Linked DNA regions of Homo sapiens: region 2 is linked to region 1. The links are chromatin contacts, found by Hi-C or POLR2A ChIA-PET in ENCODE. All regions are on one chromosome and are shown on one strand. The core of a region is the stretch at or near the end of the contact, and the rest is flanking DNA. Distances in the headings are between cores, read along the strand shown. Region 1 holds the start of TMPRSS2 (transmembrane serine protease 2). Region 2 holds the start of LINC00111 (long intergenic non-protein coding RNA 111).

What was found. A loop is a pair of places that touch in the nucleus more often than their neighbours do. ChIA-PET counts read pairs that join two places held with the same protein, here RNA polymerase II (POLR2A). Pooled maps may share reads with other maps.
Region 2: a loop to region 1 is called in a map of PC-3, with 3 times the contacts of the local background. The contact joins the promoter of LINC00111 here to the promoter of TMPRSS2 in region 1. A Hi-C loop is called at or near these places in 2 of 168 maps with a recorded cell type or tissue (PC-3 and breast epithelium) and 2 of 50 pooled maps. POLR2A ChIA-PET finds 5 or more read pairs at or near these places in 1 of 52 experiments (HCT116).

Annotation. Positions count from the first base shown.
Region 1 is chr21:41,505,622-41,510,196 of GRCh38, forward strand. It overlaps TMPRSS2 (transmembrane serine protease 2), which reads right to left and starts at 2,537. Exons shown (of 14, transcript NM_005656.4): 1 at 2,460-2,537. RefSeq lists a promoter at 1,634-3,027, an enhancer at 2,507-3,514 and a cis regulatory region at 2,629-2,655.
Region 2 is chr21:41,677,393-41,681,967 of GRCh38, forward strand. It overlaps LINC00111 (long intergenic non-protein coding RNA 111), which reads left to right and starts at 1,910. Exons shown (of 3, transcript NR_024367.1): 1 at 1,910-2,118. RefSeq lists an enhancer at 1,756-1,905.

The DNA.
Region 1 (4,575 bases), core at 1,287-3,786:
CAGGTAGGGCTGTGGGCAGGGGCTGGGCTCTTTCAGGTCGGGGAGAACCAGAGCCTGGCCCAGGAACAAGCCCTTTTCAATCAGGATTCCGGGCGCCTTGTTTCCAGCTTCCTTCCCTCCTTTCCTCCACTTGCTGGTAACATTCCAACATCCTGGAGGGAGAACCCAGGGAAGGATCAAAAGGAATCCGTACTGTGCCGATTGTCACTAAAGCCCCTTCTAAGCATCCTGTGTCTCCAACTCAGAGCCCGACACTGGAAGCACTGACCTATGGAGCCAGACAGGCCATGTTTATCCCCAGTTCTGCCCCTTACAGGTTACAAGATCTTGGACAAGCTTCCCAACCTCTCTTCCCCAGTTTCCTTACAATTGAGTTAAGTACATTATAAAGGGTTTGCAATGATGCCTGGCTGAAAAAAGTGCCACATCAATGTCTGTGGTTATTATTATAATGCCAGTGCAGCCAAATATACTCCTACAATTAAGGTGACTTGAGTTCAAGATAGAGTGGCCAACGGTGCCAGGCAGGCCAGCACCTAGCAACCTGGGAGGCCCTGCCTGAGGCTCCAGCAACAGCACAAGCTTGTTGTTAGAAGGTTGTCCTTGGCTGGTGGGAATAAGGGAAGCTGCTGGGGACCAAACAAATGTCCAAGCAGAGAACAAAAGCCCAGCCAGCTCACCAGCTGATAATTAAAAATAACCAGAGGCCGAGGTGTAGATGGCCATCTCCAGGCAGAGGTCTCAGCCCGTAGGTTGCACCCCGAACTCTCCAGCCTAGTGTGTCCTTACCCGAGGGTGTTGCTAGGTTTCATTCTAACCTCACCTGTCCAGTAGTTCTGTAGCGGAGCAGGGCAGGTCCTACTTCTTCAAAAGCACTCAGTAAAGGTGGGGAAGTCCTGAGCAACCTCCAGTGACTTTCTGGGGGAGCTCCCGGTTACCTAGCCCACCAGGTCCTCCCTTCACAGCAGCAGCTCAGGAGCCAGGACTGACTTAGCTACTTGCGTCCCCAAGGCCCTTTGCGCTGGTAAACTCTCCCTGCCACACTCCCAACCCCCATCCTTCCTTCAGGGGAGGCTGGCTGCATCCCCACTTCCTGGAGTACCTTCCCAGATCTCCTGGGACAGGTCAACAAACTTAGTCTCACTTTAGGTTTTCCAAATGCCTTGTAACTGGGCTGCGTAGCCTTTGTAATTTTCCATGATTCGGGAGGTTCTCGCGGCTGGGAGCTCCGTGAGGTCAGGCATTGCCTTGGGCGCGATGCGCTCATCTTTCCCGCGGGACCACTGCACAGGTTCGCACGGAGGGAAGGGCTGCGCAGCCTCGAAGGCGAGCCCTGGGTGCTCCCTGCCCACAGGGCTCACCTCGGGCCGCCGTGCTATCCTTTCCTTCCCAAACAAGCCACCAGGATTCCTCGTGATTAGGGCTGCCACCAGGGCGTTCTGAACAGGATTCAGGGCCACCGCGCTGTGCTCTACGGCGGAGCGGGCGAAGGCCCTCCTCTGCCACAAGCGCTCAGGGCTCTCGGCGCACAAACTTTCTGGACATGGGGCAGTTTTTCAGCTGGACCCGTGCTCGAGCAGAGCGCCCACTGCCAGACTGGAGCACTTGACCACTCAGGGTGCCACTGTGCCGAGCCGGGCAGGACAGGATGAGGTGGACCGAAGCGCCCAGGTGCCCCGCCTTCCCCCCAACCCGGCACGGAGCGCAAGCGGAGGAGCCAGACCGGCTCCTCCCGGGCGGGTTCCTGCCGGTGCCGGGTGTCCAGGAGGCCCCGGCCCTGATCGCCGCCAGCGGGTCGCCGCAACGGGGCCTGAGTCGCGAGCAGTCCCTCCCCGAGACTGACTGGCCGTTCGCACCTCGCCCGGGGGCCCTCCAGCAGCCTGGCCCAGCGGTCCCCGCCGCGCCGGCCGTATCGTTCCCGGCATCTCAGCGAGTTTCCAGTTTCTCCCTACCTCAGTAGGGAACCAAGAAGCAGAAGGAGTTCAGGTAACACTGCGGGACTGCAGAGATTTCCCCCAAACAAAGAAGCCAACCGACAGCACTCCCAGTCCTCCTCCCCAAAGAGAAAAGGCGCACCGGTGCTCCCAGGCGGGGGCCGTGGAGGGCAGGCGGACTAGGAGCCAGCTTTGGGGACCCCGGGGGACTCTCTTCCACCAACTGGCTAGGGACTCGCAGGACCACCTGCCCCAACCTCGCGATGCCAAGCCAACAGGGGCGGCGAGGGCTCTCGGCCGTGCGCAAGGGGTCCCAGGCGCCCAGCACTCTCCCAGCACCCCGGGAGGCGCCCTGCCCGGCTGGCCCCAGCGCTCGACCCTCGGGCGCACTCACCTGCCGCGCCGCGCTCCTCACACCCGCTTTCACCTCCGGGCGGGGCAGGGGGCATCGGCGGGTCCCAGGCGCCCAGGTTCCCCTCCCCAGCCCGGACCCCGAGCCGGGACCCTGGTACCGGCGCCGCTCACCTGCCGCGCTCCAGGCGGCGCTCCCCGCCCCTCGCCCTCCGCCTCCGCCTCCGCCTCCTGCTTAGCTCGCGCCTACTCGGCCCGGCCCGCCCTGGCTCTCGCTTTAATCTCAGGAGGCGGTGTCCCAGGGTCCAGGGCGACACCCCCAAGCGGGTCGCGGGTCACCCTGGGCGGGCGGGGGCGGGGGCGGCGGGAGGAGGCGTTTCCCAAGGGAAGTCCGGGACGGGTTCCCTGCCTGGCTCAACCCCGGCTGCGGAGGGACCCATAAGGGACTCTGGGGCGCTTCCCGGGCCCGGCCACAGCGGCCAACCTGCCCCTCTCCGGTCCGCGGCGCAGCGCTGCCCGAGGGCTCGAGTTTGGGTTAAGGAAGGGGATTCTGGGGAGCGCTCCTGGAGTCCTGGGTGAGCCCCCGGAGCTGCTACCTCACGAGCTCCTGTAGGCGGCCGGCCCCGTCTTGGCCTCCGGGGAACCCACTGTAGCCTCTGGGCAAGGACCCAGGGTAGGCCTTGGGGACTGCTGGCCCAAGCACGAGTGGCGGGGACACAGCGCCGGACGCCCAAGACCCTCCCCAGTCCGCCTAGGCTGGCATTTCTTGGCCCCCACCAGCGTCCGGTGGAAAGTGCTCCCCCGGATGGTCCCAGGTCTCTCGGCACCACCGGCCAGGGCGGGAGTGAGGAAGTGGTGGGACACACCTCAGCCAGGAAGACGTGGCTGTTCCCGGGCACTTGAGAGGTTCTTTCTAATGTTTGCAATTGTGGGGGCTCAGAATTCACCAGAATTTAATAGGACCGTAGACCAGAATTCATCACCCCAAGTAGGACTGGAGGAGACCAGAATCTGCTACCCCAACATAGTCCTCTTTGGCACATTGATGATTTGGAACTGGTTATGTTGAGGAACTGCAGACACCAGAGTACCTCTGAGAAAATGCCCTTTTGTAAAGGAAATTTGCACCTATAAAGGAAATGTTTGTTAGTCAGCAGATCTGTACCAGGAAGAGAGCTGTTCCCGGACAACTTTTATCACCTGGGAAACTTTTATCTGCCTCACACGGCAACCTGCGTTCACCAGACACCTCCTCTCCTCACGCTCCCCTCACTCCTCCACCGCTCCCCAGAAGCCTCAAACCCCCATTTCTTTCTGTCACTCAGAGTGACAGATAAGCCTCAATCATCGGGCTGCTGCACCTTTTTTTTTTCGTGTGTTTTTTTTTCCCCCAGAAGGGGTCTCACTCTGTTGCCCAGGTTGGAGTGCAGTGGCTCAATCATGGCTCATGGCAGCTTCAACCTCCCAGGGCACAAGTAATCCTCCCACCTCAGCCTCCCGAGTAGCTGGGACTAGAGGCGTGTGCCACCACGCCCAGCTAATTTAATTTTTTGTAGAGATGGGGGTCTCCCTATGTTGCCCAGACTGGTCTCCAATCTGGGCTCAAGCGATCCACCTGCCTTGGCCTCCCAAAGTGCTGGGATTACAGGTGTGAGCCCTCGCACTGGACCCCTCACTCACCTGGCCTGTTCTTTAAGTCTCATATTCTTGTGGGATTCCCATCTGTGAGTACATACATTAAAACAGCTTTTCTCCTGTTCATCTATTTGATGCCAATTTAATTTGTAGACTAGCTGAACGAACTAGAAGGGTAGAGGGGAAGCATGTTTTCTCCTCCCCTGCATAATATACAAATCAACATGATTTGCTTTAAAATGAGGTGGAAGCAGAAAAAAGCCCCATTCAGTCCCATCCCAGGCTGCCTTGGCTCACTGCTCCCTTCCTGGGAAGCTCTCCCGGAAGCCTCCTGTGGGGCAGGACTTTCCTAGTAAACCCTTCCCTCTCACTCCCTCCTTTGGCACCTTTTGTGGTCTGCTGGTGGCACCCACAACAGGGATTGTCCCCAATATGCCCCAGCCCTCCCCATCCCCCACACTGCCCTGCGCTCTGCCCCAGTGGGAAACCCTCAAAGACCCTCTCCAGCACATAGGGCAGGTGCAGTTGTCTTTCAGCGGCAACTCACTTATTTCTGTCTTGACAGTGTGTTTGGTGCCTACTAATTCCACCCAGAAACCAGGGAGTAAGTGCTGCCGCAGACTCAGGCCTCTTGGAGTGGTTGTTCATTCACCAT
Region 2 (4,575 bases), core at 660-3,159, 170 kb after region 1:
AAAATTAGGTTCTTTGTTTTCTTACTGTTGAGTTTCAAGCAATCTTTATCTATATGGCTACAAGTCATTTATCAGATGGGTGATTTGCAAGTATTTTCTCCTGTGGTTTGTCTTTTCATTCATTTATCAATGTCTTTCAAAAGCAGAAGAACCTCTTCACTTTGACAAAGTCCAATTTATGGTTTTAGTTTTTGTTTTTAAACATCGAATACTTTTGATGTTGTCTCTAAGAAATCTTTGCTGGCCGGGTACCATGGCTCACGTCTAGAATCCCAACACTTTGGGAGGCCGAGGCAGGAGGATGGCTTGAGCCCAAGAATACCAGCCTGGGCAAAAGGGCGAAACCCCATCTCTACAAAAAATACAAAAGAAATTAGCTCGGTGTGGTGGCAAGACCATGAGGGAGGGGCCGTAGGGAGACGCAGGGGCATAATGGCAAGTGGTTAATTCTAGCAGCCTAAGAGGTAAAGTAAACAGGAAACCGTTGAGGTGGTGTTCAGGGCCACAGGAGAGACTGGAACACTGGCCAAATGCTTGGCTCTGTTAGAGTGAGCAGAATAAAAGCAGGCCGGAAAAAGCAAGTCAGAACTTTGGCGATTTCTGTCACTATCAGGAGGCACTGGACTGCAAGTCACAGAATAAACTCATCCACCGTGACTTAAACACGTAGGGACTGTCCTTCTCCCATCACAAGAAGACTAGAGCCATGTCTCTGCTGGGGGCTTCTGAGGTTCACGTTGTCAGAGCCAGGATGTCAGCAGTTCTTGGATCTTTTGTCAAGGCCATCTCTGAGTCACCTCTGTCTGCAGGGGACTGTGGGATGGTGAGTGTTTAGCTCTCCATCCTCTGGATGGAAGCAGGCAGGGGAGAAGAAGGTTGGGGAGGGTGCTGGGTTAGCCACCCATGTCCACCCTGAGCATGCTGGGGGCCAGGCACGCAGCTTCTGCAAGACAAGCGTGGTCCCGAGCCCACCTGGAAATCTGGGAGCTGGCAAGTGTTCCCTGAATTCCTGCCTCCCTGCTTCTCCATCGGCAGCATTGCTCACCGCATTCTTGTTGTAACCTGTCTCGGCTGTGAGCTCTGGGCGTTTGCTTCCTTCCTGGGTAGCTGCCAGTCTGAATTATTTATGAACCTAAGGTACACACTGATGGCATTCCAACAAAGGCCACCAAAGGGAGCAGCCTGTCTGTAACCCTGAAGCTTAGCACACAGCGAAAAGGACTCAGATAAAACTGTAAGCTTCCTCTGCAGGGAAGAGGAAGGACTGGACTTCTCCAGGGCAGGCGGAGGCACCAGAAGCAAACCTGTTCCTGCTTCCCTCCGTTTTCCAGGTGCCTTAGGGTGACTGCGGTAACTGGGAGCTGAGCACTGATGGGCAATGGGGCAAGAACTGGGCCATGTGCCTCGGGGTCCCAGCACACAGGCCAGCCCCTGAGGGTAGGAACGAGAGCCCAGACTCTGGAGGCAGGCAGACCAGGGTTTATGCCCTGGCAATTCCTGATGGGGCCGAGGATCTTCACCTCTTTGTGCTTCAGTTTCTCTATCTGGCCAGTGGGGTTGCTGTGAGGATTAAATGCAGCCGTCCCTGTGTGGTAGATTGTTTGCAACAACAACAAAAAAATGGCCACAATTGTTCCACTCCCTGAGTTCACACCCCCTTGCAATGTGACTTAACAGCAACTCTCACGGAGAGGCGGAGTCTCTTCCACACCCTGGAATCTGGGCGGGCCTGTGACTCACGATGGCCAATAGAATGCCCTGCAAGTGACGTCATGCCCTTCCGAGCCTTGCAGCTTCTGCTGGTGGGAAGGCCGATGGCAGAGCCCAGGGAAGTTATGTAACGGGCCCAGCTAATGAGTGGCAGAGGCCAGAGGGCTTGGCCTGCAGAACTGTCTAAGGCCAGAGGCCGTCCATACACTCCGTCTCCTGAAGGGGAAGCGGGCTCTTCTCAGATGCACAGGGACAATGTGAAAATCCTGTCCTCAGATTGAGAGGCTGTTTCGTGGGCACCGAATTCGGGGTCAGGAAAGCAGCCTGCATCCACGAGTATCCTCGGGTTACTAAGTGGGGCCAGTGGCTCCAGGTGTAACCCATTTAAGTTTGCCAGACAGCCGGGATGTAAGGAATGCCCTAATGATTCCCCTTTCCCCCCCACGGAAAGTGGGCAGTGGGGTCTGGGAAGGGGTTTGGGAAGGGGTCTGGGGAGTGGGATGAGGTTGGGACTAACTCTTGTTGGCTTTCCTTACAGAAGGGGTAGCTGGAGTGTTTCAGGTCTATTTGCTTGTTTTGTGTTTTTCAATTTCGGGTTTTTTTTTTTTTTAAGACAGGGTCTTGCTATGTTGCCCAGGCTGGTCTAACTCCTGGATTCAAGCGATCCCTCCACCTCAGCCTCCCAAGTAGCTGGGACTACAGGCATGAGCACCTGCACCTGCTTGTTTTTTTGTTTTTTTGAGATGGAGTCTCACTCTGTCACCCAGGCTGGAGTGCAGTGGTGTGATCTTGGCTTACTGCAACCTCTGCCTCCTGGGTTCAAGCGATTCTCCTGCCTCAGCCTCCCAAGTAGCTGGGACTACAGGTACGTGCAACTATGCCCAGCTAATTTTTTGTATTTTTAGTAGAGATGGGGTTTCACTGTGTTAGCCAGGATGGTCTCGATCTCCTGACCTCATGATCCACCCACCTCAGCTGCTTGCTTGTTTTTAATATATCCTTGCTCCCTGTCTTTCACAAAAGATGCTTTTTGCGGGCAGCTGATGTTCTGTAACTTCTTGTGAGTCTACCGCAAGCATGCCTGTGTATGTGGGAGGAGGAGGTGAAAACGGCCCAGCAGCTTCCCCTGTGATCACAGAATGGGCACCAAACTCTCCATCGGGAAAAACAGCCCTGGGGACTCCACCTTGAGCTTATGCATTGGGGCTTGGGGCCACCAGATAGTTCTATTTTGTTTTTAAAATCAGCCAATGGCCAAAATGCCAAAGCAAAGACAAAAGGTCCCCAAAGCTGCCATTGCTCATCTCCTATTAGTCTTTAAATCTGGAAAAAAAAAAACAAAACAAACAAAAACCACGGGAATAAAGCATACACGGAAGTGTTGGCAGCTTGCACACTCAGCCATGAGATCCCAACCTGAAACACCCATGTCTGTCCCAACGGATTTAGCCTCCTTTAACCAGGGCCTCCCGGAGATCTAGGTTTGCAAACTCCTTGGAGCCCTCCTGGCCCTGGATTCAGCAGCCTCTCCATAGTTCTGGCCTCTGGTATTTGGCAAAAAGCCTAAAACAAAACAAACAAACAAACAAACCTGCTCTGCAACTGCCCAGAGACAAAAGCTGTTTCGCTGTGAGTCTCAGGCTGCTCTGCGTAGCTCTGAAAGGGCAGGTGACAGTCTTTGTTTTTAGCATAGTTGCATGTTTCCAGCACAATCTCGTCAATGGCTTATGTGGTAAGTAGGTGCTCAACAAAGGTGTCAGTTAACTGAAGAACCCCCTGGACCAGTGTGAGAATCTCCAGGAGAGCTCCCTAAGGCACAGATGGCTGAGCCTTGCCCTAGATTCCGTGGGTCTGGAGAAGGGCCCTGGAATGTGCATTTGTCACAAGTTCCAGGTGATGCTGGTGCCGCTGGCTGGGGACCCCACTTTGCGAACCGCAGGCAGAGTGGATAGAAGCCTGTCTCCAGTGCCAGACGGCCCGGCTCCACAGGACAGCTCTGTAGTACTCAACTTCCTCCTGCCTCGATTTCCTCATCAGTAAAATTGAGGGAATTATAATGCACACGCCGCCTGGTAAATGACGCATAAATGTTATTTAAAACATAAGGAAGCACACAGAAAAGAGAGAACAAAAGTGAAACTCCTCACCGCTCTGTTTCCCTCCTTTCCCTTCCGCCTCCTCGCCCTGAGCTGGAACGAGGGGGACGTGGAACCCTGGCTCCATGCTAAGACCCCGCTGTGGGCAACCGGCCCTGACCCCCCAAAATAAGCAAATCGCAAGGTCAAATTTAGACTCCCAGGCCCCGGGGCTCCAATGGCTCCAATCCCCTGGACTCACAGAACCCGAAGAGCCAGTTCCTCTGGGCACAGAACAACACGCGTTGGGCACTGACAGGAAGGGAAAGAAAACAGCCTGCGGAGGTATTTCCAGCGTGCCCAGGGCAGCTGGGAGGAGGCTCCACGGCGCCCGGTTCTTCTGTTGGCAGAAGGGTCCAGAATCCCACATCTGTACCTTCCCCGCTGTCACGCGCTTATGCCAGGAACAGCCTGAGCAGGGTGGCCCTCCGGGGTTCCTGGGAGGCAGGGCTAAGGACCCATGGCAGGCCTGGGTGAGCCGCCTGCACGCACTCTGCTCACTCGTGACTCCCCTGCAGAAGCACAGCCTTTCCCGTGCTCCTCAGTTTACCTCCGTTTGCACTAACACGAGGCGGGGGACAAGAACTTTCCTGTACCTCCTTCGCTGGCTCTCTCTCACACAACCCCCACCAGGGCAGCTGAAGAACTCTCAGAACATGAATCAGACCCCAGAGCCACCTTCACATGGTTCAGTGCCCACAAGACACCTCGAGGGCTGCTCGTGAATTAG